2 separate regions of the Homo sapiens genome follow, and region 1 is linked to region 2. Evidence: chromatin loops called from intact Hi-C (ENCODE). Cell type or tissue: mammary epithelial cell. All regions are shown on one strand.

Region 1 (2,500 bases), 75 kb after region 2:
TCATTGGCCTAATTTCAATACTGTGTCTCAGGGAATAGGAGAGGAGAGGGAGAGAGACCAGGGAATGGCCAGTCGGTAGAGCAGTCAGAACACATACATGTTTATTAATTAAGTTTACTATTGCACATGCGCACAGTTCATGGTGCCCCAAAACAATTACAACAGTAACATCAAAGGTCACTGATCAATGATAATCATAATAGATACAATAATAATGAAAAAGTTTGAAATAGTGTGAGAATTACCAAAATGTGACTCAGTCACTGAGTGAGCACATGCTGTTGGAAAAATGGTTCCAATAGATTTGTGATACACAGGACTGCCACAAACCTTCCGTTTGTTTACATATATACATATATGCAAAGCACAATAAAGCAAGGTGTGCCTATAACTCTCCTGTTCCTTCTTTCATGTTAATCCATTTGCCCCTAACCAAAAATATTACAATTTATGTTTCTCTAATCCATTGAAAACATCTCCTCCCTACTATTCAGGGTTATAGTATCATTTCAGTATCTACAAAATCTAAAACATAAATTTTATAATGCCACATCCTCACTTTAAAAAAAAAAAGGGTCAATGTATCATCAAACTCACTGCTACTCCCAGGGCCTAGGATAGTATCAGTAAATCATGAAAAGTTCTAATGCAATCTATAGTAATCATGGTGTATCCTAAATAATTTGCGAAGGGTCAACAAAACCTTTCTCTTCTATGAACAAATTTGACCTTGGCATCCTTTACTTCTAAAGCCTGATAAAGGTTGTATGTCAGTTGTATTACAGGCTAAGCATCCCTAATCCTAAATCCAAAATGCTGCTAAGTCCAAAATGTTTTGAGCAATGACATGATGCCACAAGTGGAAAATTCCACACCTGGCCTCTTGATGGGTCACTGCCAAAATTTCGTTTAACAAAATTATTTAAAATCTTATATAAAATTACCTGTAGGCTATGTATATAAAGTGCGTGTAAAACATAAATGAATTTCATGTTTAGACTTAACGTTCCATCCCCAAGATCTCTCTTTGTGCATATGCAAATACTCCAAAATCCGAAACACTTCTGGTCCCAAGCATTTCAGATAAGGGATACTCAACCTGTAGTAGTAACAATGATTATGGTGAAAATTATCCCTGATTAATGAAATAAATCTAGAGTCAGAGAACTGCAAATGAACTATAAATATCTGCTAGGATGCCACAGCTTTGGGATTTCCTCAGAATACTATTTAACTGAGCATATCTCTATAGAGAAAACATGGAAAGTATGACCACAAAACTGTTAAAAAAGATATTGGTTCCTATTTGGGGGTGATGGGGCAAGGGAGGGTGTTTCTAAATCAAGTATGGTAGGCTGAAAAAAAAAATATTACCTTATCTGGTAAAAAGATGGGATTAAGATAAGGATCCTGAAAGGAGGCGCTTGTCCTGCATTATCTGGGTGGGCCCCAAATACAATCGTATGTGTCCTTTTATAAGATAGCAGGAGTTTTCAGGCACACAAAGTAGGCAGTGATGTTAAGACCAGCCACTAGAAGGTGGAAAAAGGCAAGGAACTGATTCTCCACTGGAGCCTCCAGGAATATGGCCCTGCCAACACATTTATTTCAAACTTTTAGCCTTTACAACTGTGAAAGAATAAATTTCTGTGTTTTCAATCACCCAGTTTATAGTTATCTGTTACAGAAGCCACAGGAGGAAACTAATACACCAGAGTAGCTCTGCAACCACCTTTGTGATTCTCATTCTCACATACCTGAGCTGTCACTCATGGACCAAACATAAGCCCCAGGAATCCTGCAAGAGCAAGGCATTGCTCTGCTGGCATGCTGTTTCCTGCGCAATATCCTTCTATGTCAATATGATGCCAAGCGCGACCTGATCAGGTCTTACTTGTCTGAATGACTATTTAGCCTAGAGTTCCCTAGCGGACAACTGCAGTTACTAATGATATTTATAGTGCCAAAGTATCCAAATGCTTTGCCTTTTTTAATGCCATGAGAGCTAAGTGTAGTAGATAGACTCTGAAACCTGACGGGCTAGGTTTTGAATTTTAGCTTCGTACTGTTTGGCCTTGGGCAAGTCACTTAATCTCTTTGTGCTTTATAAAACAGGAAGATTTTATAGCAACTACCCCAAAGGATTATTGTAAGAATTAAAGGAATACATACCATAATTTAAGATTTTAAGGAAAAATCAGAATTTTTGAAAACTTGTACCCATCGCCACCGTGAACTTTATGAATCACAATTCACAATTTGTATTGTTGTCACCACCCACCTATTTCATCAAGACTCTGAAGTTAATTACAGTTTGGCTGTACATCATATTCTATTTATAACTGTGTATATATCCCTTTCTCATTCTTGATATTTTATATTTATGCTCCCCTTTTGCCCTCTCCCTAAGCCTTACTAGAAGTATGTGTATTTAGCTCTTTCCAAAACCAATTTTCGGATTTCTTTAAGAACACATTTTAAATGCTGTACCACAAATCAC
Region 2 (2,500 bases):
TAAAATCACTGTCAATGCATATGTAAATGCTCTGTAATAAGTATTCAGGGTGCCCAATAGGTATATGACAGAGTTGTAACATTTTGCCACTCAATCACCTTCCTTTGGACTCCCACAGAACTCACCCGTGAGCTTAAAATTCTGGAGCACAGAAGGGACTCTGAAAAGGTCAGATACACTAAAAATAAAAAATGTCACCAGGTGTGGTGGCTCACACCTGTAATCCTAGCATTTTGGGAGGCTGAGGTGGGCGGATCACTTGAGGTCAGGAGTTCGACACCAGCCTGGCCAACATGGTAAAACTCCGTCTCTACTAAAAATACAAAAACATTAGCCAGGCATGGTGGCGGGCGCCTGTAATCCCAGCTACTTGGGAGGCTGAGGCAGGAGAATCGCTTGAACCCGGGAGGCGGAGGTTGCAGTGAGCCAAGATCGTGCCACTGCTCTCCAGCCTGGGCGACAGAGTGAGACTCTGACCAAAAAAAAAAAAAAAAAAAAAATCTACATTGGGTTGACATTTTATAAAATGTACTGTATCTCACTTGATCATCAAAACTCTATAGGAAAGGCAAGTGACTGCTATGTAGTTTTGTTTTTTAAACAAATGATGATGCCAGCGTGGGGGCTCATGCCTGTAAATCTCAGCACTTTGGGAGGCTGAGGTGGGAGCATGCCCTGAGGCCAGGAGTTCAAGACCAGACTGGGCAACATAGGGGGAGGCCCCATCTCTACAAATAAAAACAAACTCTCTGGGCATGGTGGCATGTGCCTGTGGTCCCAGCTACTTGGGAGGCTAAGGTGGAAGGACTGCTTGAACACAATAGATTGAGACTGCAGTAAGCTGCAATCTCGCCACTGCACTCCAGCCTGGGCAACAGAGTGAGACCCTGTCTCAAAAAATAAATAAATAAATAAAATAAATAAATAAATAAATAAACAAACTAAAGAGGAAACAGACCTAGAGAAGTTATTTAATTCAAGATCAAACTAAGTGGCAATGCTGTGACAACAATACCAATCTTTCAACTAAAACTATATGCCTTTTTACCCCATTAGTGCATACTATTGTCTGGTAAACAGAAAAACAACAATGGGGCAAAGGCCATAATATTACAGGGTACTTCACTTTACAGTTTAGAAAATCTTATATATTACTATTATTATATTTAATCTCCAACTCTGAAGTGGTACTATTCTACAGAGAACTGAGAGTTTATGAGTTGGTGCCTAGTTACTGGATATTGGAAAGTGCTAGCTGGTATGTGGAAGGGAGAAGTGGTCAATCTTGTCTAGAAGTCTGAAAACTAGCCATCATAGACCATTTACCCACATATCTTGACTTCTGAGATCACAGTGATTCACCAGTTCAAATAACTTGGGGAACACCAGTCCATAATGAATGACTAAGAAATTCCAAAAAGCTTTCTAATCTAAGCCTTCTTCAACAGAATCTTATACTAGATTCTTTCAGGAAAACATACAACTCTAAAAATCTAAGGTGAGCCAACACCCTTCAAGGAACAATCTAATCATTTCAAAAGATTACTGAAAAGTGTAGGTTTAATGACACTAAATTTTCTATTTATTACACACACACACAAAAAATCAAGCACAAACAAAACAAGCAAACAAGCCATTTACTGAAAATGACTGAATTACTGGTTTTATGTCAACTTACCACTGAAATGCATTATAATGGAAGTAGACCAAACCAAGACCATATAAAAAGGCAGCATTCTGTAAAGGAAGGGAAAAAGATTTTTAGGAAAAATACTTGTATCTAACATATATGATGTTATTATTGTAAAATACGGTATCCAAGATGTTTTAAGTCCTAAAATTCTATCATGCATTACAATATATTTTTAAAACACCAAAATAACAGTGATCAGATGGCACAGATTCCAATCAACTTAGAGAGGTATTCCAGCCCTGAAATAAAAATATTTACTAGCAGAAATTCTATGGTCAAATCTAAAATTAAAAATCTATTCTTCAGGAATAAGAGAATGCTCAGCCTATGTTATCCTATTCTCTCTTGCTTGTATCTACATTCTTCCTCTGGTTCTTTTTGTTTCTTGAATTGGATTTAATTTTATATTTAGTACTGCCAGGAAGGTAGTTAGAATTCAAAGGAAATGCACAGTATAAACCTAAAACAAATTTTAGTATTTAAGAAAAATAGCATCATGCCAATCATCACCTAGGCATTAACATCTTGTGCTTTAAATATCATTGACTCCTTTTGCAGTATGAAACAAGACATGTGTCAACACTTATCCTGACTAACTTTGACCTCTGGACTCCTAATAGGATCCAGCTATTTATATAATTTATATTTATATAACTCCATGATTTTTTTTCTTTTTTTTTTAAAGAGACAAGGTCTCGCTCTGTCACCCCAACGCGATCACAGCTCACTGCAGCCTCAAACTCCTGGGCTCAAGCAATCCTCCCACCTCAGTCTCCCAAGTAGCTGGGACTAAAGGCATGTGACACC

What was found. A loop is a pair of places that touch in the nucleus more often than their neighbours do. Peaks named below come from ENCODE experiments on the same cell type or tissue, not always from the same donor. Only the 100,000 strongest peaks of a DNase experiment are listed, where the experiment ranks them.
Region 1: a loop joins it to region 2, with 1.9 times the contacts of the local background. A loop is called at or near these places in 2 of 110 quality-filtered maps.

Annotation. Positions count from the first base shown.
Region 1 is chrX:44,935,192-44,937,691 of GRCh38, reverse strand. All of the region lies in intron 2 of KDM6A (lysine demethylase 6A), which reads right to left. Among named protein-coding and RNA genes, the nearest start is that of KDM6A, 63 kb to the right of the region's middle. In mammary epithelial cell, a CTCF peak has its summit at 1,516 (motif pointing right); a DNase peak (open chromatin) is centred at 1,801.
Region 2 is chrX:45,010,198-45,012,697 of GRCh38, reverse strand. It overlaps KDM6A (lysine demethylase 6A), which reads right to left. Exons shown (of 30, transcript NM_001291415.2): 5 at 1,679-1,737. Among named protein-coding and RNA genes, the nearest start is that of KDM6A, 140 kb to the right of the region's middle. In mammary epithelial cell, no CTCF peak of the experiment used is centred here; a DNase peak (open chromatin) is centred at 1,367; H3K27ac peaks cover 344 bases.